Regions from separate parts of the Mus musculus genome. Here region 2 is linked to region 1. Evidence: chromatin loops called from intact Hi-C (ENCODE). Cell type or tissue: gastrocnemius. All regions are shown on one strand. Each heading gives the region's core, and the rest is flanking DNA. Links, peaks and the distances in the headings are about the cores only. Region 1 overlaps Lysmd4 (LysM, putative peptidoglycan-binding, domain containing 4). Region 2 holds the start of Synm (synemin, intermediate filament protein).

Region 1 (11,400 bases), core at 1,501-9,500:
ACAGCAGCCACCGCCACAACCTCCACAGCCCCAACCCCGGCAGGAAATGGGGCGCTCCCCTGTGGACAGTCTGAGCAGCTCCAGCAGCTCCTATGATGGCAGTGACCGGGAGGATCCACGGGGTGACTTCCATTCTCCAATTGTGCTTGGCCGACCTCCAAATACTGAGGACAGAGAAAGCCCTTCTGTAAAACGCATGAGGATGGACACATGGGTGACCTAAGGCTTCCTGGTTCATGTTTGTTCTTTGTGTTACTGCAGTGAACTGCCCTACATATCTTAAATTGGTGAATAAGGACATGAGTTCAATATATTTATATGTACATGCATACATATATATCCCTTTACATATATATATGTATGTTGGTGTGAGTGTGTGTGTATGTGTGGGTGTGTGTTGCATACACAAAATCAGGCACTTACTGCAAACTCCTTGTAGGTCTGCAGATGTGTGTCCACATGGCAGACAAAGCACCCTGTAGAAACAGACCAGTCTGGCACTTCCTTGGACTACTTGTTTCGTAAGATAAAGTTTTTGCAGAGAAACGTGTACCCATATATAATTCTTCCACATTAGCCTGCAGAAACCTAGGGGGCCCCCTATTTGTTTTATTTAACTGTGCGGTGACTGTAGTTACTTCAGAAAACAAAATGCTTTGTAGAACAGAGCAGTAGAAAAGCAGGAACCAAGAAAGCAATACTGTACATAAAATGTCATTTATATTAATAACCCAACTTGGCATGGGTCTATTGCAAAGGGGTGCATGGGAAAGGGCTGTTGATATTAAACAAACAAACAATAAACAAAAAGCCCCACACATAACTGTTTTGCACGTGCAAAAAAAATGTATTGGGTCAAAGAAGTGATTTTTAGCTATTAAAAAGAGAGAATAGAAAACACGCATGAAATATTCAGAAATACTAGCCTAGAAATATAGAGCATTAACAAAATAAAATTAATATATTAAGTTATAATTGGAATATGTCAGAAGTTTCTTTTACATTCATATCTTTAAAAATTAAAGAAACTGATTTTAGGTCATGTATATTTTATAAGAAAGAAAACACCCTTAATGAATTGATGACTATATATAAAATTATATCCACTACTTTTGAACACATTCTGCTGAATTATTTATATAAGCCAAAGCTGTATGTTGTAACTTTTTTTTAAAGAATAGCTTTATCTTGTTTTAACTTTTTAGTTTTATTTTAAGAGGGGAGAAAAAACAAAAATATCTTGCAAGCAGAACCTTGGAAAAAAAAAGCCATGAACACTTATTATTCTATATGTAAATTAAAAGTTGAGCCAAACTCTTTGTGTATATAGCATCTTAAATATATTATCACCTTTGATGTAAGTACCTATGTATTGTATGGTCACCAGATTAAAAAGTATATTTTTGTGGATTGCCGCCAATTTGGGGGGAAAGGCGAAGTCCTTAAGTAGAGTATTCACTGTTTAATATTTACTATTTTGTTAATATACTGTACTTTGGATTTTAATTATCAGCCCAGCTTTTCAGAGGCCTGTGTAAAGGGTTCCCCTCACTGGTGGTGAATGTGTGATGTTCTGTTGTGAGCTTTGTGCTGTATGGGGTGAGCATCATTATATATTTTATATGTGTACATAAATAGCAAAGTGGCAAGAAATTGGTGTTAAGTCCATCCTGCATAAATATAAAATGTGTTGTAACAGATTTTATAAGGCGTTATTTAAAACCTGCCTTTTGTGGGGGAAAAATGGTAGAAAGATGACCTAATTTAACTAATATTAGAGAAAATGGCAGAATAGTAGATGAGCACAAAGGTTTTATAAGTGGTAAATAATTAGAAAAATATCTGTAGGGAAAGGGATCTTTTTCTCCTTGACTCTAAAGATAGAATGACGCAGCTGGTTACAAAATCCAGGAGGGCTTTAGCGTCCGTGCGTGCGCAGGAAGGCACGGGCGTGCAGGGAACAGCTCTCTTATGGTGCAAACCCTCGACACGATTCTCGGTGTCCTGACGGAAACTGGTGCCACCCTCAGCTTGGATTTTGAACAAGGCCTTACTCTTACAGGGAGACAGCTCGTTGGTGATGGCAAGTTGATCCGTTTACTGGGCTTGTGCCATGAACAAAATTCAAAGTCCTGTATATCTTTTATCCTAGATTTTTAAATACTCCTTTTCCTGAAAATTAAAGGGTTTAAAAATGGCTGCTATTTTATATTGAACAATGTTGAGCAGCTACCTGCAGTTTTTACTTCCATTTTGCTTTCCCCCCCCCGACTTCCCTAAATTCTGCTCCTTTTGATGTTTCCTCATCTGCTGTCCTGACAACTCATCGCCAGCCTTCCTGCCCGGCACACAGGTATTAGGCACACACACCGTGGCGAGCGAGCGGGCACAGGCTGTGCAGCGGAGAGCGCCTCACTGACCGTTGGCTAGCACGTGTTAGCAGAAGCCAAAAAAGTGGGGTGATGTTTGCTCTCCTCTCTGTGGTCTCAACACTCGGCTCTTACTCAGAAAAGAGTAGGCTTGCTTTCTGAGATGTACGGAATTGACTTACAGGCACGTTCTTCATAAGGTCAGACCTGACTAAAACAAGACAGTCTCCCAACACTGAATGTCCAAGATAACCCTTACCACTTTGTAAACCATTTATAGCTTTGAAAGTATTAAGTGACCCTTTCATCATTATTTATGCATGTTCATGAACTTCTGCTGTATACTGGAATAGGAGTTAACACATTCACATTTACTGTCTATTTTCTTGTGTGCCTTATGCGATGGCTTTTCTGACTGTATCTCAATAGTCTTTCTTTCTATGCAGGTTTGTAATCAGGACAACTACTGTTTTCTAAAGGAATATTACACGAGGCTCGGAGTTTGTATTTAAATTACACTGACCAAGTCACAATGTATTCCGTTTTCAGGAACTGAATATCTGACTGTTAATCTTCCCCCATATGCCCAGTGTGATCTGGAGCGTATGGGTCTGACATCCTTCACCCAGATGCTCATGTGTGAACACATCCACATCCACGGCTCTCAGTGGAAGCCAGCCTAGAGCAGGGAGGACACTGACAGTGTTGCTTTAAACTGACTTTTCTTACCCTTTGAGACTCATGTGTTTTGTATAAGACACCATCACAGGAAAGTTTTCTCCCTTCAGATAACATATTTTATTATTAAAAAGAAAAACAAAAAAAGCTTAAGTTGCACTGGACATGGGAAGTTCCCTCAGGACTCTAAGTGGTTCTATACTGAGAGTGAGTGTCACCGCTGTGTCAACACAGGTGGTCCCAGTCAAAACTCCATCCTTTGAGCCCTAATTACATCCATTGTGTTACAAAACTAAATCAGGGGTTTGTTCTAAAAGAACAATACATGTTTCACCATTTCCTTTCAACTGTAAAGACGACTAATGTATTAACATAATTTCTGTATTAACCATCATGCGCACAAGAAATACATAGTAAATACGGAACCTGAAAACTCCTGGCATTGGATCATAAAAAGCTAGATGATTAGAATGTGAAAAGAACTTTACAAATGTAAAACTTTTATTTCTCTGTAGAAACTTTCTTCACTTTGCTGTGCAAGAAGACACTGCTTTGCTATATTTAAAATGGCTTTTTTAAAAGAGATTTATGTATTTGGTAAATGTTTGTAGTCAACAGTTCACACAAAGAAGCTGTACTCGGTTTGATCATGTAAAACCGTTTGGCGGCACAAGCTGGACTTTGTTGCCATCCTTGAGATGAACCTTTTAAGAAAAATAAGTTAATCTCAATTTTTCCCTGAATGTGTTGTTTTTTCTTCATTATACAATAAATATTATAGTGAAGTTTTTATCAAATGGTTAAGACAATGCTTGAGGTTGTTGTAAGCTATTTGTCTCCTGCACTCACTCCAGTAAAGATGGCCTGGCTTTGACCATACATCCAGACTCTGTCATGTTTGCCTGGGGAAAACAGGTTCTGGCATGGCCACCAGGCATCCCTGCTCCCCAGTTCCACCCTGTGGCATCTAGACAGCCCTGGAGCCTGTAGGAAGCAGCCAGCCATTTGTTCCCCAGAATCAGCCTGGCTGTGCTGCAGCTCAGTTAAATCCAGGGGGTCACCAAGAACTACTCATGGAGAAGAGCCTCAAGTGTGAGGGCACAGGCGTTAGCACTTCCTGTCCTGTTCCCATTTACCTTTAAGGGTTGTAGTGTGAAATGAGTTTTACCAGGATCACATACACAGCACTGAGGTCGAGCAAGAGGCCGATGTGACTTTGGAGTTGTGTTTTGCAGAGATGACTGTTACAGCACACCAGCAGATCCCTCCCACTTTCAGATCAAGCTCCAGTTATCCAAACCCACAGTTTTATGTTTTTGTTTTTAAAAGTCCTCTTCCTCTCCTTTGCCATGTGAGCCAGCTCCTAGCTAAGCAGATTCTTGGTGTCAAATCAAGTTAATTTTTTGCACTGGTTTTGCTTGCTGGCTATAATGGGGCTGTTATTAGCAGGTTTTGAAAGCTGTTTGAGTCCTGTGGCTAAAAATATTCTAATCACAGCTGCAGCTACTTAATATCAATTCACTTTGAGTTCCTAGTCAGCTCCCATGGGTGCCTGGCTCTAAACCTTTATCTTGGTTTTAAGCTGATTGTGTGTCTGAGTGGCACCAGCCAAGAAAGTGATTTTCCAAGCTGCGTGCCAGCTGGAAGGCTGCAGCCCACCCCAGCCACCTGTCCAGCTGAACACCACTTAGCTGCGGATGAGTCCGACAGGGATTGGGATGAGGGTCTATATTTAGGTGAAGAGCCCAAAGTGATGTGTCCTAGCTGGTTCTGGAATTGATGGTGTCAGTGTATCTCACTACAGATGGCTGTCCTTTCACAGGGTGAAGGTTCCTTCTAGGCTTCTCTGTAAAGTGCTGTCTTTGTAATTGGTCAAGTATTTTGGAGGTAACTTGAATAGTAGGTTTCCCCACTTAGCATTTAGGAATTGAAATTTAACAATGATGGCAATTTTCCAAATCAAATGAAACTATATGAATTCACGGATCTAAGACAAAAGAACTAGGAATAATGGGGAGACTAAGGAAGGACGCTTGGTTCAGTGGTGTCCGCCTCCCCTTGCCATCATGAATCACTTCTTATTTTCCTGAAATAATGCCAAACCCTTAAATGTAAAACTCAGGTTGTTGTGCACCTGGCCCCAACCATTCCAGCAACCTTTTCCCATAATACCATTTACACTCCCTACATACTGGGTCACCAGCTACTCACAGCCCCAATGTTCCACCCTCTAGTCCTCTGATCACACTGAAGAGCATTTCCTAAAAGCATCTGCCTGATGTCTCACTGACTCCCACTGCCCTTCCTGGTGTCAGCTAAGGAAGTGTTCCTTCAGCTCATCTAGGGAACCTCTCTTGAGGCCAGAGCCTTCATCACACTGCCTCCTAGCTTATCAGCACCTGAGGGCAGGGGACAAGGGCCCTGGCTGGTTATCACATCACCTCTAAATATTCTGAAGAGCTAGGGTATATGTGGATAGATGGAATACAGATAAAAAGTAGCCCATGCTCCTTATTCAGGGCAATGAAATTGTACCTTAAAATAACCAGATGCAGCCAGGTGTGAGGTGGTAGCACTAAGGAGGCAGAGCCATCAGCACCTCTATCAGGCCACTACCAGCAGCAGCCTGGTGGGTAGCAGCGCAGTATGGCCACAGAACCGGAAGAACGCAGCTCTGAGGCTGCCAAGACCAGATTACTCAGCTGCGGGCCCTTAGCTTTCTAACTGTAATGTGACAGTCAAGGCCTACCCTGTACAAAAGGCTTGCCTTCCCATGGCACCCATTGCACAACAAACACCACAGGATATATAGTGTATTTGGCTCCTAGCTGCAGCCATCTTTGTGTAACTTTGAGCTTTCTCTACAAGGTTGAGTATGGCCCAGAGCCCAATCCATCCCATATTATTGTCAAATCCATAAACTTCAGTGCCTCTTTCCCCCCTGTCTGCCCCCTGCTGGTCAGGCATGCAGTGTACAGCCCAGCCTGGGGCCTTGTCTCCCTCGTATAAAATCACCACACCAATACCAAGATTCCTTCAATTAGGGCACTTTGCCCAAACAAAAAGATGGTAAGTTATTCTTTAAAACATTCTCTTTGTTGGAGACTGGAGAGATGACTACATTGTTAGGAGTACCAATCAGTACTCTTGTTAAGGACCCCAGGGTAGTCAGCACCAGTATCAGGCAGCTCACAGCCGCCTAGAACTCCAGCTCCAGTTGGTCCTACACTCTCACCGGAGCTTCAAGGGCACCGGAATTAACACGCATTAATTTTAAAACTTTAAAAATCATTTTAAAAGCACCCCAGAGAACAGAAAATGAACTCCATAGTATGTATGTCTTTCACAGATCTACCTGAATTATGAAACATATTATGTAGGTCAGTGGGCCAGAATGCACTGTTTACCACTTAATCTGTCCTTCCCTGGCCACATAAGGATGTGCACAGCAAGAGCCTGCGGCAACCTGCCCAGGCTCAGCAGGTGGTCGAGGCTCCTGTCAGCTACTCTAATGCTGTCCCTTTCTCAGCTTTCACTCTGTTACCAATATCCACATAATATGAAAAGAGGGAGAATCATGTTTCCTTCACAGAAGAAATTGTTTTATTCCACTTGAGAAAAATACAGAAATACAAGTTAAAACTGTAACATGTCTAAAACTCAGTGACATACTGATACTATTGCATAGCACCATGGTCTGCCTAGACACAGAACACAAATCTCTGAGCCAAGCCCACCCCTGCCCTCAGCAGGCAGGGACACTGTGATAGTCATTTGACCTCATCCAACCTCAGGAGCCCTGACACTGCAGATCCCTTGTCACCTTTTACTTAGGAACCCACGCAGGGCTATATACAGGTGGTAATAAGTCCCCAACACTTGAGACAGAAGATAGAAAAAATATAGACATTCTCTGTCTGCCAAAAGAATCATTTCCCTACGGGACTCTGAGCCCTGCCTGATGAAGTTAATGATAACATTTAAGAGAAACTTCACAGCCACAACGGTCTTTGAGCATCCAGATAGAAATCACTTACATAATCAAGATGTTTATTGTACCAAGATTCATGGGTTCATTTTCTGCCTCAAAATACTCAATTCTGAAGATGATTTAAATTTGCTATCTGCACCCTGGGTGGGTTGTTTTTCAGACAGGAGGCCCAGCTCAAGTAAGGTCCTGCTCCTCTGGTCAGATTTCTAGGCCTATGTGTCAAGTTGCTAACCATCCCAGAAGCCTGCTAGCCTGTCCTCCCCAGGCTGAGCTCCCAGCCACCTCTGCCTGCCCCTGCTGTGACAAGGCAGGCTGACTTAGCCCTCCCCCCAACATCCCTAACAGGACTGATGGCCAACTGCTCTCAGGGAGTGGCTGAGGAAACCCTGAGCATTTTGTACCCTCCTACATCTCTCTCTCCAGCCTTTCGGAGCCAGAGTTACCTTGGTGGGGTTTGGATAGTATCTTAAAGGCTTGGTCCTCATCTCAGTGTTGGGAAGGAATGGGTCCTTTAAGAAATGGGACCCAGTGGGAGGAAGTCAGGCCACTGCAGGCAGAACTCTGAAGGTGATGCCTGCGCCCAAGCTCCTCTCCCCTTCTCTCTCCCTGCCACATGAACAATCTGCTTTACCACACTCTCCTTCATGGTGTTCTTACCATAGCCCCCAGCCACCCAGCCCCAAATCAGGCCATGGATTGAAACCATGAGCCAAGATAAACCTTTCCCACTGGAGATGATTTTGTTACAGTAAAAGACGGCTGACTGACATTGTGTCTGGTTTTCACACTGAGACACAGCATGTGCAAGTTTACTCTAAGGACCCAAAGAATAGATGAGTCAAGGAGGCAGTGGGAGAACTCTGCTTTGGGCGCACATGATCAGGGTGGGGTGGGACTCACTGTTATTAACAATGCTGGGCTGGCATGGCAACCAGTTTGCTTCAAAGGTCCATGTGACAGAAGCTTAATGGTGGATGTAGTCCCTTCAAACCATTCGCCAATACCAGCTGCTTCCCAGATGCCAACTGGGGAACCCAGGGAGCCACCACCACAGAGATGCTCTTAGGGTGACTCTGGGGGTAGAGCTTAAATTAGAGGGTGGCGGTTTGGATTTCAGGTTCTCATTTCTGAAGCACTGCCTCAGTGGGGCCAAGTGAAGAGGCAAACATAACATGTCAGGCTGTCAACTGACAAACTCAGTGACATACTATATAGCACCTTGATCTAGACACAGAGCATGTCTCTGAGCCCACCATTGAAACCCTATTCAACACTGGGGGCAGCAATAGTGCAGAACCTTTGTCACATTCTACTTAGGAGCCTGCACAGAGTGCTGCACAGGAACTCACAGCCGGCCCCTACATGTCTTCAAGAGCTGTGAGTTTCATATAAATGTCTCTCTTGCTGGGATGGTGGATGTCTGGGCTCCTGCATCCTTGAGTTAGGCCAAGCTATTCCTCAGTCTAGACCATCCAGATTGCCATGGTGTCCACACATCTCAGGAAGCGAAATGCAAACAGCTGGTGACAGTTACACAAGGGCCAACTGCCAAAGTCTGCCAACTCTAGGAAACAATGCGCTTAGGCCCCTGCCTGGGTGGTAGGGCTGACCTGGCTGTCTGAAGCGGGGAGGGTAGGCACTGGGATTGCCAACCTGGGAGCCTGCCCTGGAACTGGGCTCAGTGTCATCGAGCCATTGGGGACAACAGTTGCGTTCAAGCCATTTGAGGGCTCCCCGGTGGCCTGTATTTTGAAGTAGACGAGATAGAACACTGGCAATACGATCCCAATGAGAAGCATAAGGAAGACGGCATTCCACCACTGAATCCCACAGTCGGCACCATCGGCTACTGGCTTCTGGGTTATGGGGAGCAGCAGCTGATCTGGGGCCTCCACACAGCAGCTGTCACCGTGGAAGACGTCAGAATGCACAGCCCGCTCAATGTTCTCATCAATGCCCTTGAAGAAGTCTGTCAGCTGGTTGCCCTGAGTGGTTGCTCCACCAGCATCTTCATCTTCAGGCAGGTCTACCAGGGTCACCCTGGTCTCAGAGGATGAAGCCCCAAGGGGCATTAGTTCTTGGTGGGTCTCCGTGAGAATCCCATGATTTCTCACTGGAATCTTGATTGACTTCAAAGCATACAGGTCTTGCTCTCTGATGAAGTTGTTTGCTTTCTTGATATCTGCAACCTACGGAAGCCATGCATTATAAACATGCGATGCTCCTTAAAACCAGTACCCAGCTGAGACCTTTGCTTGTTGGGGCTCCAGTGGAGACGCCCATGAAAGCTTGAAAGCACACCCACAGACAGCTTCATTTCAGCTAAGTGACTAAGGCTTTTGATTCTCTGGTCTTTGGTTTTTACCCCTTAATGAATAGTTTAGAAACCAACTGCTCTACTTTAAACAATTTCTGATCACCTTTGGAGGGTGTTGTGACTACAGCCAAAGCTTCAGGTGAAACAGAACCAACACTGTCACCCTTCCTGTCTAACTCAGTGTCCCCATCTCACACCAGACCCAGCTGAGCAAGTGACCAGACAAGCTCACCAAAGCCCAAGCTGGCTCTGGGCACACGTGGGGTCTCTGCCACCTGAGAGCTTCCTCACAATGCTCCCTCACACTTTCCCAGAAGCAGGGCAGGCACAGGAACTTATTCCCCGGTTAGAAGTTAATTCAGTTTGGGGAGATGAAACCTCTCATGAGAAGTGAGCTAGGCAATCAGCCACCAGCCAGGAGTTTCGGGTTGAGTTGGTTTTTTTGTTTTGTTTTTTTGTTTGTTTTCTCCAGACTAAGGTTGTGGGACTGTGACTGTGGATTTTTATCAAGTAACACAAAACTTCTAACAGAAAAGGAGGAATGGGAAGCCAAATTTTAAATTCCCCTCACGCTACTTGGGAAAAACTTCTCTAAGTGTAAGTACGGCCCACGGAGCTGACGGTGCAAGTCCATCGTGTGTGCGATCGCTTTACTCAGCAGCCACTTTAGAGTCTTACTCAACCGGCTTATAGGACGCTTCTCTCTTGCTCTGAAACCAACAAACAGGAGGAGCTTGACAGCTTCCATTCTTTGTGTACTACATGAACAGCACATGTATTCTCCTCCCATAGGAACTGGACTACTTACTGGAGACACTAAATACCCACTCTGGGTTTCTTAGGGACTGTCATTCTGACATGACATGAACAGTAAGTCTATCTTTCAAGACTTTGTTGGGAAGGTTTTTTGTTTGTTTGTTTGTTTTTTGTCCATGGTCTATAAAGCATATGTTATGCCTAGAGAAGCAGATTATAACACCCAAATGCAAAGGCCAGTGCAATGTTAAGATGCTATGTGTCCCTGGAGACGAGCCTCTATTTGGGAAAGACTCCCACACCCACACAGTCTTTTTGCTCATTTGGATCTTTTTAGATAAACCACAGACAATTTTTAGGAGGTAAAGTTGTTTGTTTGTTTTTTAATTGTGTAGCTGATGCAAGCTTGGTGAAAGCTTCTGCCAGTATATAGCATGATTATAGCATGTACTATATAGCATGTATATAGCATGTATACAGCATGTATATAGCATGTATATAGCATGGAGTCAACAGCGGGAAACAGACTGTTTCAATGCGGGAGAAAAGAGCGATTCCAGAAACGCTTTCCAACTTACTTTGCCACTGTTAATCACTCTGAGTGCTAAAAACATAATTAAAGAGAAAGATAAGGTTATACAAACGCACAGCACAGGGGCCAGACCATGCAGTTCTACTAGGGAGAAGAGAGAAAACTCTACTAGTCAGATTAGCTACTGGCAAGCAAAGGTCAGAAAATACAAGTAGTGAGAGAAGCATGCCACAGAAACGTGTGGACTCCGCCTACCATCTCCAGCCCTAAGACCTTAAATCCAGTGTGCTCAGAGGCCACACTGTTTCATAGTGTCCCTGTGGAGGACACAGGACAAGCACACCCTGAACTGAGGTGCCCAACTAACTGACCCTTCCTGAGCCCAGAGTTCTGAATGAAGGGTACCTCCACCAGCTTCCAGCCCTGGCTAGGGAGGACTCTAGTCGCCTATGGGGGTCAGGAAGGTCCTATAGTGACCCCCGCCTATAGTGGACCCCCTCCCCCCCCCCCGTGCCTCTCTCAACCCTGGAGGGCAGAGGGACTGAGGTCAGCTTACTTTGCAGCCATACTGGAGAGCCAGCTTGTTGAGGCTGTCTTCCTGAGCCAGCTCCCGCTGCAGCAGAACCATGGTGCCTGCTCCTGGCCGTTGGCTGCTGTTCTTCTGGTGCTCCTTGCCCCGGGGTCGTAACACCACCTGATGTGACTCTTCCTCAGAGGAGTCCCCAGAGTCCCCGCTGCCATTGTTGAACATGTAAAC
Region 2 (11,400 bases), core at 1,517-9,516, 530 kb before region 1:
CTTGCATGTTTTCTACCTGGCAGCACCTGTTGTGGACAGATGTCTTCTCAGACATAGGCACGCAGAAAATGATGGCATTTTTTGTCTCTGCACCTCATCCCCAATTTCTGCTCTGAGCCTCCATTTCCACCAGGATAACGGTAACTCAACTTCTATCCGTTTAAGCATCTGAGCCCCTTACCTGGAGGGACTTAAATGTCTACAAGTTACCAGGGCTGGGAGCCTACTTGGTCCTCATGTCACCTGTCCTGATATTCACTAGCCTTCCTTTAAGAGACCTTAGTTTTCATCAACCAAGGCAAAGCCTGAGACAAGGGGCTACCATGGATGGTTGAGAGGCTTGCTCACTGCCTGACGTCTGTCCGGAGGAAGGGTAAGTGTTGGGCTTGCTAAGGCTTGGATGAAGGTGCCTTGGCATCGAGGAACTATCCAGCAACAAAGCCAGGAAGAGTGAGCTCAAGAAGGGTGCCTTTCTGATTTGTACAAGGTTATCTTGGAGGCTTATCTGGTCCTGCCGGTGTCCCCATCTCTGCTAGAGTGGCTCTCTTTGGCTTGCTGCATAAGACTCAGTATATGCCTCAGGGAAATACAGGTTAGGGCTCTTATTTTGGATCCCATACTGTAACTGGCTTTTTTCTTTTTTTTGGAAACAGGGGTCTCTCTCATTCTGCAGCCCAGGGCCTAGCCTAGAGCTCACTGTGTACCCGAAGACTCACTTTCAGTTCTTACAAAGTGATCCTCTTTTCTCAGCCTCTTATTGGCATGAGCCACGATGTCCTAGTAGCTTGAGTTTACCTGTCTCCTTACCGCTCTGCCTAGCATGGCGTCTCAGACCCTGTGTGCCAGGTGCAGGTCACCACTGCATTCTTCATTCCCCTGCTATAGCTCCAGGAGAGCACAGCTCCCCTGGGCTCCAGTGCCCAAGATCTTCTCCCCACTTCTGTCTAGCTGAGATCATCCCAGTGTCCCTAAAAACTGTGCCAAACATAGGATACAAAAGTCAGTTAGGCTCTTCCTTTTTAGCTGTCTGTCTGGGACACAGCAGTTCCCTGGCCTGTGAGGTGGAGTGAAAGGGAGAGAGGCTAAGATCCATCAACATTCATGGGCCAACTGGGTGTGGAGTGGTTTTGTAACTCCACCCCCTCCTAGCTTGAAAAAAGACCCCATATTTCTGCTTCCCCAACCCAGCACGGAGGACCCTCTTGCTCCTAGGGGTTTTTCATTACTCACTAGCTGTGAGATCCCCTCCAGGGAGCCTAGCTCCACTCTCAAGGTTATGGACAGGGAGGTTTGGCAAGTTATCATGAGCCCTCTTGACTCTCCATCCTTGAGCGAGCATTCCCTGCCGGGAGCTGTTCACTTCCTCAGATATCACTAAAAGCCCACTTCTTCATTCTGCTCTAGTTCTGACATCTCTTTCCATTAAAATGAACAACAGGTTAGGTAGACAGTTCTTGAGGAGTTTGCTTGCCAAAGAGGATTATGGTAAAAACAATAATAACAAAATTTTAAATCATTGCCTTTAGTGGAGCCTGGTGGGAGGGAAGCAAGTTGGTGGCCTGAGGCTATGTGGTTAGTTCAAGGCCAGTCCCAGCCTGAGAAATTCAAAGTGGTTGGGGCCCAATAAACACACACACACACACACACACACACATACACACAGTCCCCAGCTTAGTCCCCAAGGCCATCAATGAACAACAACAACAAAAAAAAAAAATCCAAGAAATACCATTTTTAACACAATGGTTTCAAAAAACCATTTGGTTTATGTTAGGACAGTTCTAGAAAGAAATAATTTAGAGACCTGTGGCGTTTGAACGAGACTGGCCTCCATAGGCTGGTATATTTGCATGCTTAGTCTCCAGTTGATGAACTGTCATGGAAGGATTAGGAGGAGTCCTACTGGAGGTCCTTATGGAGGTGGTGTGTCACTGGGGAGCGGGTGGACTTTGAGGTTTCAAAAGCTCAAGCCAGGGCAACCCCCAAGACCCTTTGCTGGACATCAGGACGGCTGCATCTCAGATACTTTTCCTGCCTGCATGCTACCATGCTTCCCAGCGTGACAATGGACTGACTAAACCTCTGAAACTGTAAGCAAGCTCTCCGTTAAATGCTTTCCTTCTTAAGTGTCGGCGTGGTCCTGGTGCCTCTTCCTAGCAACTGCACAATAATTAAGACAAGACCTTTTTTACATTCAAAGTGAAAAAGAAAATGTTTAATTCCATGGTGAAATATAACATATATTAATTTTCTAATATTATATGCCTTTATTTGCCCAGTTTAGATTACCTACTCTAATGAAAGAATGAAAACCAGAAACAAAGGCCACAGGGACTTTTTCTAGTCAGATATTAATAAAAAGTGCATCTCTTTCTATATTGTGGCACCTTTGAGACAGCTTTCACATTCTTATTATAAGCAATAGCAAAATATCCAATACTCCTTATATAATCAATATAATCAATTGATTCTTATAGAATATTCTTGTGGCTTTTTGAGGACTTGGACATTAGTGTATGGTTGCAGTTGATGAATAGGTATAGCATGGTATGAATTCTTGTTAATATTTTTGTTTATCAAGCAAGGCCAAATAGTGATGAATCTCCATTCTGAACTTCTTCGCTGGCCTGGATAATAGTTCTGAGATACTGAAAAAGGTGTTACCCTATTCCCAGTCCAATAGATACATCATAACACACTGCTAAGTTTAACCTGTAGTCTTTTGTTGTTGTTGTTGTTGTTTGATTGTTTTTTTGAGACAGGGTTTCACTGTGTAGCCCTGGCTGTCCTGGAACTCAGTCTCTAGACCAGGCTGGAACTCAGAGATCTACCTGCCTCTGCCTACCCAGTGTTGGGACTAAAGGTGTGCACTGTTGCAGCCACCACCTGGCTAACCCATCGTCTTAACAGATGCACACCAAAGGGAAGACTAAGGCTAGACAATCCACAAAGCAAGGTCCCAGCCAAAGATAACAAATCACTGGCTGATTTCTATAGTGCAAATATTCAACACCCTGACATGACATTCATGAACATTAACTATGTAGAATTTCAAGAACAGATAAGAAAATGCAGTTGAGTGATTAGGACATGTTACATTTTGAGTATTTATCTCCCTCTTGTTGTATTGTGAATTATAAGCTTGTATACTTATTTTCCACAGTAGCTGTGTTGACCCCATGGTTCACATGTAACAACTGGCAGCCTCACACAGCAGGAGACCTATCCCATACACCACTGCCAGGCTTCTGCAGTGGGAGACCCTGGCAGGAGAGCAGCAGGAAAGAGAGGTTGGGCTCACCTTCTCCCTTCTAGGGTATATTCTGCAGCTCTCCTCTGTCCAGAGGCCGTATCTCAGAACTCCAGGCTCCGCTAGCACTTGGGCACAAAGGCTCTTGGTTTGCTACTCCCTAGGTCACTGGTGCTTCTCCACCCCCACATCCTTCGCAAATAGCCCTCTCCTCCCTCCCACTTGGTTAGGCTCTTCTTTTTGAATGTGCAGCCTTTGCCTGCTCAGGTTGGCTCCCCTGGTCACCTCTAATATGCTCACTTCTTCCCACACTTCACAGTCATATATTTAAGGACACTAGCCCATGTCTCCGAATCTCAGTTCTGAGGATTAAGTCTGATCAGTGGGATATTGTTTTGCAATAGTAAGCAGTAGCACAAGTTTTTGACTTTGTCTTTCTTCTGCTAAGCTATGCCCCCAGAGCAGTCATCTCCTGAGAGATGGGTTTACAGCAGAAGTGAGGAGAAGTTTTGAGTTTTACAATTCAACACTCGGGGTGGGGGTGGGGGGAAGCAAGAAAAACCCAAGGAGTCAGAGCAAAGCAACCTCTTAATTGGGGCCAATGATGTGTGATGGCTCCCTACCTCTAGACAGAACTGGAAGTCTGGACATTCAATATGATGAGAGTTAACGGTTCCAGCTGAGTCCAGGTGACTCTGTAGCTGCCCTGTGAGGGTCGGCTGTTGTGGGGTGGTCAAGGCCAGGGCGCTCAGGATGAGTAATCTAGAAGGTTGAGTGATGATCACCAAGGACCAAAGTGTTGATGTGCCCCTGTGGATGGGAGAACGGAAGAACAGAGTCCAGGGCTCCCAGGCCAATGCCTTGGTGCTGAATACCCCCCACCCCCCTACTTAGGGCCACCTGTGCCTATTCCTGCGCTCTGTAATGCTACTGACTCTGGCTACCATCCTTTGTAACTGTCGTGTAATGCAATGAGATGCAAGTATGCACAAACTGAGAGAGCTGTGGTTTCTATGGCAATTAAACTAAGTGCTTTAAGGGCACACTGCTGAAAGAAGAGACAGCGGCCCCCCTCCCAGGCTGTCATAATGGGGGTGTGTATAAGGCAGTTGCAAAAGTCTGGAGAGATGGTAGGTGTCTAGAATGTTCTGTGCTCAGAGCACTTCAAAGTCTTTCTAGGTTCTTTCTCCACCAGAATGATGCTAATATTGCAAAGCATAAAGTCCCATGAAGGTGGTTTGTGCAAGTAAGAAGGTAACAGCGTTTCCCACTCTGCGTGGAAAGGAAATCTTACCTAAACATATAATATTGGCAAATGGAGATGCATTCATGCCAGAAGTTAAAAATGTATATGTAGGGCTGAAGACATGACTCAGTGGTTAGGGGCACTGGCAGCAGAGCATGTGGTTTCAATTCTCAGTACCCACATTTTGGCTAACAACTGCCTTTAACTCCAGTTTCACGGGGATTTGACGCCCTCTTCTGGCGTCTGTGTGCACCGTCGTGGTACAAATACATGCAGGCAAAACACTCACACACATAAAAAATAAAAGCAAAATTACTGAAATGGTCTTAGTTTAAAAAACATAACAGGTATATGTGTATATACGGATGTGCAATATACATGCGCAAAGTTGTTTTGTGGTGGTGGATATTGATATCCAGGCCTGGCATATTCTTTATCTGGCAAGCTCTTTATTGTTGAACTATAACTCTAGTTTAAAGAATACACCTCCTGCCCCTCATCTCCAGAGCAACCAATTAGAAGCTTCCTCTACGAAAAGGATCTCTCATTTAATGGCAACTATTTTTCATTAAAGAAAGCTGGGACTCAGGGGTGCCTTAGTTGCGCCCTAGGAGTAGCAACGGGGAGCCTCATAAGGTGTCCCAGATAGCCAGCACGCAGTAATCCGACAACCCACGTGGGATTACCCTGGGCCACCAGGGGGGCCAGTGCTGGGCAGCCTCGCCATGGCCCGATCTGTCCGGCAGGGGGCGCTGTCCGGCCGCAGTGGCCGCGCGGGCCGCGTCCTGATTGGCTGGAGGCGATGGCCCAAGTCCACAGCCGCGCGACCGGGCCACTAAGTGGGGAAGCTCGCCAGTCGGTGCGCCAGTCCAAGGGCCTCCGAGGCAGCGGCGCGGCGGGCGCGGCGCGGCGGGGCGGAGGGGACAAGATCAGGGCAGGAGGCAAGCGGCTAATCGAAAGGGTCCGGCACACCCAGCAAGATGCTGTCCTGGCGGCTGCAGACGGGCTCTGAAAAGGCGGAGCTGCAGGAGCTCAACGCCCGGCTTTACGACTACGTGTGCCGGGTGCGAGAGCTGGAGCGCGAGAACCTGCTACTGGAGGAGGAGTTGCGCAGCCGGCTGAGCCGGGAGGACCGCTGGGCTGAGGATCAGGCACTCTACGCCGAGGAGGCGCGCAGCCTACGACAGCAGCTAGATGAACTGAACTGGTCCACAGCCCTGGCCGAGGGCGAGCGCGACGCGCTGCGGAGGGAACTGCTGGAGCTGCAGCGGGAGGGTGTGGAAGCCGGCACTGCCCGCAGCCGCCTGGATGCCGAGCTGGGAGCGCAACGGCGGGAGCTAGAGGAGGCTCTGGGCGCGCGCGCCGCCCTCGAGGCGCTGCTGGGCCGGCTGGAAACTGAGCGCCGCGACTTGGACGCTGCCCACGAACGCCAAGTGCGAGATCTACGAGCCCGCGCTGCCAGCCTCACCATGCACTTCCGAGCCCGCGCCACCAGCCCCGCCGCGCCCCCGCCGCGCCTGCGGGACGTGCACGACAGCTACGCCCTGCTGGTGGCCGAGTCGTGGAGGGAGAGCGTGCAGCTGTACGAGGACGAGGTGCGCGAGCTGGAGCAGGCGCTGCGCCGCGGCCAAGAGAGCCGGCTCCAGGCGGAGGACGAGGCGCGGCTGTGCGCGCAGGAGGCAGACGCGCTGCGGAACCAGGCGCTGGAGTTGGAGCAGCTGCGCGCGAGGCTGGAGGATGAGCTGCTGCGGATGCGCGAGGAGTACGGGATGCAGGCGGAGGAGCGGCAGGTCCGTGGGCAGGGACCGCGCCCCTTCCCTAATAGCCTGTACACGCACCCCTGTGCACCCAGTAGGCGAGCAGCAGGGGTTCCCGGGACACCCAGCTGGTTCAGCCCCACCCAGGGAAGCGTACGCTGCCAGCAGCTTTGCTATTTATGAAGCGACGGGATTCTGGCATATAGCTAGTCTAAGAATAAGGGGTTGGTGCAATGATCCTTAAATCGGAGGACTGACGCCATGTGACAGGTCCCGGTGGCTAGCCTAGTGCCCATCATCCTGTTAGTTGGATTACCTTTAGATCCAGACGTGTCTAGGCACATCCTGATCAACGATCCTGTTAGTTCTGTTTTTGTTCTCTCCTCTCCTCTCCTCTCCTCTCCTCTCCTCTCCTCTCCTCTCCTCTCCTCTCCTCTCTTCTTTTCTTTTTCTTTTTCCTGCGCTTTTGTAGAGCTTGTAGCCTGAAATCCAAAACTCAGCCCAGACTTCAGACCTGGATAGGCAACACATTGAGAGGTTGCAAGGCACTGCCAAGTCCTCCCCAGGAGGCTCACCATGCTTAAAGAGGGCTCCAAGCACCTTTTTGTTTTGTTTTGTTTTGTTTTGTTTTTGTTTGCCAGAATGATTTCCCAGCTGGAGACAGCTGCTTGTAGCTCCTCGAGCAGATGTCTTATTTTTCTGGTTTTTGTTTCTTCCCGCGAGAGGACTAAGTAACTGTCATACAGAAAAAGGGTCAGAGTTGTTTTGCTCACAGTACGAGCTGAGGGCAGATCTCTGGGTTGTGTAAAAACCAGGAGAAAGCAGGACCCTGTGGTGAGATGTTATTACAACTACAGACTAATATAAACGGTTCTTATGTCAGAGCAGCTGAGCTCTAACCCTCTGACGATGTGTGCGGATACCTGTGGCTGATTTATTCTCTGGACGCTCAGTTTGGCCCTAGTGTTTGGCTCCCAACCTAGCTCACTCCCAGCCAGAATTGGAATTACTCCCAAATCACACGATGAGGGGCTCTCAGGAAGTTGGTCTGGAGTAAGATGAGCACAACTTCAAGAAATATTTGAAGAGAAGAGTTTGCAGCTAGGAGCTGAAGGTTGGAGATGTTGTGATGTCATTTTCTAAAATGTGTGGAGTGGATGACTGGGGTGATGTGACCAGCAGCTGGTAGTCAGCATCTCTTTTTTTTTTTTTTTTTTTTTTTTTTTCTGGTTCCCCAGCGATGGGCTAGGATTTTGGTAGCCAAAGAGCTGGAGAGTGGGTGGGAGATCATGGACCTTGAAGAAGCTCTGGCTTTAAGGTTCTTATAACAGCCTAACCTTTTCCCACTAATAAAATCTTCAGGAGCAAATCTGAGACAGAGAAGCAGAGTTCCCCAAATGGAGGAAAGACTAGGAATTGGAAGTATGTATAGAATCACTGTCCAGCCCTTCCACAAGGACTCCAGACCACTAATGAAGTCGTACCTGAGGTCACACCTGACTTGCAATAGGACCCCACCCTTGGCTCCCCACCCTGGGATCTCTCTGTTTCAGAGTTGGCTTTTCCCCCCTGGAAACAAGAGCAGGACAGTGTGAAGGACCTGGATTTCTTCTTCAGTCTCAATTTGTTTAGGTTTTTGCCTTTGCTAAATGTTACCAGCTGCAATCTTACCTGTATTGTAACTCTTTGCCCAGCTATCTTAAAGCAACTGCATTTCAGATTCCATTCTGAAACATTTCTCCCCAATCATAAACAGTGTTCCGAATTATATGAAGGAGAAAATATTGTTTCAACCCCAAGCCTTTACCATTCCCCTCCCCCCACCCCAAGTTTCTTAGATGCTCAGTCTGGAGGACTGAAAATATAAAGACTGGCTAAGCTGACTTTCTGTAGAAACGTTGCACTGCTAACAGCCTTGGGAGGCATCAGGCCTAGTCCATGTGTTCACTCTTAGTCCGCACACCAATCTCAGAAGGTGGATACTAACATGAGCCCTGTTTTACAGATGGTAAAGACGAGGGTGAGCCATCAGTCTATAAGTGGCCAAAACAGAGTTCCATCCAGGCTCATGTGAGCAGCTCACTGCTGGGCCATGCGTCCTCTCTTAAACCTTTAACTTTGCACAGGTCCAGTGATAACTGCTTTTTCTAAGGGCTAGCCCAGAGATAGCCTGCTCTCATGGAACCCGAGGGTGTTTTCAGACCCTTCATGGTGTATTATTCTAGCTTGTATTTTTATTTATTTATTTATTTATTTATTTATTGGCTTTTTTTTTCTGTATCCTAGTGGCAGGGGATGTTAGAAGACCTGCAAGGGGCCTGAGAAAGGCCTTGAAGATGTTGTCATTTACTCCAGCTTTACCCTAGAAACACTGACTTTGTTCTGCGATGGAGACTCTTAGCTGCCAGCTCCAACCATTTGTGAACGATTCCAAAACACTAAGGAGACATTTCTTTTGAAAAGAAGGCAGACAGGATTAGCTGTGTAGTTAAGCTCAGCATTCTTGTAGCCTTCCTATTTGGGGCTGAATTCTGACTCTCACTCTATCTCAGAGTATAAGATTTCTTCAAGATTAAGCTCATTAACCCCTTCCTCGCCCTGTTTCCCGCTCTGTGAAAATGAAAAGCAGCTCACAGGTTGCTATTGGTTGGATGGCTTCTATTAATTTATCCAATTAATGGTGGTTGGGACCTCAGGTGCCAGTCTCCCTCTTTGTAGCTAAGGATAAAGCAGTGAAAAATAACAAAGAAAGAGGCCACAGGAGGCCATGGTGATGTGGCACCAGTGTGTGCTCATCGGGAACCTGGGAAGCCAGCAGAGCTGGACAATGAAGCAGAGGGTGACTGGGATTTTTTGTTTGTTTTTGTTCTGTTTTTTAGATTTGTTTACTTGTTTTTTATTTGCTTGTTTATTTTAAATGTAAGTACATTATTGCTGTCTTCAGACACACCAGAAGAGGGCATCCGATCTCATTACAGATGGTTGTGAGCCTTGTGGCTGCTGGGAATTGAACTCTGGACTTCTGGAAGAGCAGGCAGTGCTCTTAACTACTAAGCCATCTCTCCAGCTCCAGGGCCTTCTTTTAAAATCTGAGTCCCACTGAAAGCCACCAGGGAGTCCTGAGCAGGAGTGAACGTGGTAGCAGATCAGACTCTGCTGTGCTGAGCATCGGCTTCATGGACCAGTGTAGGAGCGACGCTGCAGCAATTGAGGCCATGGGAAGCTTAGACAGGATGCAGAATGGTAGACTGAGGGAGGGCTCTTCTTTCAAGTTGAAGCTATATCAAGGTTTGCTGACAGGTTGGATAAAGTAGTAAGGGACATGGAGTGGGCTTGGGGCGGGGTTGACCCCAGAACTGTGAATGGCAACCAGAAGTAGGGCACTCTTTGCACAAGGGCGTGTAAAGATCAGAGGTCTGAGTCCAGTTTACACATAGCCAGTTTGATATGCCTCTGAAATGCCCTGGAGTACTGTGCTACCGGGTACAGCTATAAACACAGAGAGCACACAACTCATGCTGCTGCTGCTGCTGCTCCTCCTCCTCCTCCTCCTCCTCCACGTTTTATGTTAAGGCCTCTCTGGTCTATATAGTCCTGGCTGTCCTAGAACTCACTATGTAGATAAGCCTGGCCTTGAACTTATAAAAATCCTTCTGCCTCTGCCTTCCAATTGATGGGTGTAAAGGTATATACCACTACACCGGACCACAGTTCATGCTTCTTATTAGTATATTTAATTTTGGGTGTGAATGGGCTCTCCTAGTATTCAAGTTCCCTTGAGCTCTAACATTTAAGACCCGAGATGAACAGGACATTAGCAAGCTCCGGCCATTCTCTCTGATGTTCAGCCAGGGAAGGCCCAAGCTCCTCGACACTGACCCTGATGTAGAGCTAGAGCGTAGCATCGCTGATGCTGTGGCTGGAGAGGTTCTCTGCACGGCAGCTAAAAGACTGGGCTTTCCCCCGAGTCTTTAGAGCCTTGGATAAAGCTGCTGCTGTGTGGGTTGGAAGCACTACCCTGTGTGGGAGGCCCCAGGACTCCTGGCCTGGCCCGTGGCATGAAAAGTTTTGGCAGAGCAGAGTTGGAGTCTGAAGCTATCTCCCACTGGCAGGATTGGTTGTTATTTCATTCCTGCCTCCAAAAGTCAACGGCTTTTCCTTTCGCCATTTGGGAAGAGTTGACTCATGAGGAAATTCGTTTGGAACTATATTTATTTGGACGTTCAGTGCGGTTTTTATTTTCCTGGTTCACATTCTGTGGGGTGGGGTACAGAAAGCTAGCCTTAGCACTGGGGGAGGAAGAACGTCTTCCTGGGTAGCGCTGTGGCGTGGCTTTATAATCTTGAACTGTGGGTGGAGAACTGAGTTCCTCTGGTTATTTTATTCTAAGCCGTTTAGCACCACTTAAACTTCTTTGCAAAGCATAATTGATATATCCTTAGGTTTTAACGATTAGGTCAAGTTTCTTGTGCTAGAAAAGATAACAAGCCAGGTATGGTGGTGCACATCTGCAATGCCAGCACTCTGGAGGCAGAGACTTGTGAGTTACAGGTCACCCTGGGCTGTAGTGAGACTCTCTCTTAAAAAGGTTCAACATGTGTACACACATACGCACACTTGCTTTCTCTCTCACACACTCATAGGGAGGGAGAGAGGAGGCATTTTAGATTCTAACTTTGCCTCTGAATTTCTATTCCCTCTAAAGCAGGGGAACAGAGGTGTGTTGTGTTGTGTTGTGTTTTGTTTTGTTTTGTTTTGTTTTAACCTGGAGACTTAACTATAGAAGGAATACATATTATTGCTACATCTGTGGTCTCTGTCACTTAAGACTGGCAGGTGGTCTGCCTTGGTGAACTCTTTGTCTATAATGCCAGCTTTGGGATCTGCTAACATGGCATGCCTTGGGATATTCATGGTTCTTTTTTTTAAAGATTGTTTTATTTTATGTAATTGTGTGCCATATGTGTGCCTGGTACTCTCAGAGGTCAGAAAGGGACATTGGATCCCCTGGAACTAGAAATATAGATGTTGTGGGCCACCAAGTAGGTGCTAAGAGTAGAACCCAGGTCCTCTGTAGAAGATCAAATGCTCTTAACCTCTGAACCATCCTCCATTAATGCTTCTTAAACATATTTCTTTACTTTCAA

What was found. Peaks named below come from ENCODE experiments on the same cell type or tissue, not always from the same donor. Only the 100,000 strongest peaks of a DNase experiment are listed, where the experiment ranks them.
Region 2: it touches region 1 in a loop (2.7-fold over the local background); 7 of 42 quality-filtered maps call a loop at or near these places.

What each region holds. Positions count from the first base shown.
Region 1 is chr7:67,223,691-67,235,090 of GRCm38, reverse strand. It overlaps Lysmd4 (LysM, putative peptidoglycan-binding, domain containing 4), which reads right to left. Exons shown (of 3, transcript NM_175215.4): 2 at 11,200-11,400; 3 at 6,623-9,227. The coding sequence ends at 8,619. Mef2a (myocyte enhancer factor 2A) reads left to right here. Exons shown (of 11, transcript NM_001291195.1): 11 at 1-3,928. The coding sequence ends at 223. Among named protein-coding and RNA genes, the nearest start is that of Lysmd4, 6.8 kb to the right of the region's middle. In gastrocnemius, for the core only: a CTCF peak has its summit at 5,999 (motif pointing left); DNase peaks (open chromatin) are centred at 6,515, 6,783, 7,325, 8,657 and 2 more places; H3K27ac peaks cover 2,401 bases.
Region 2 is chr7:67,753,705-67,765,104 of GRCm38, reverse strand. Synm (synemin, intermediate filament protein) reads left to right here and starts at 5,363. Exons shown (of 5, transcript NM_207663.3): 1 at 5,363-6,286. The coding sequence starts at 5,477. In gastrocnemius, for the core only: CTCF peaks have their summits at 5,851 and 6,051; DNase peaks (open chromatin) are centred at 4,733, 5,273, 6,013 and 6,306; H3K4me3 peaks cover 4,614 bases; H3K27ac peaks cover 4,612 bases.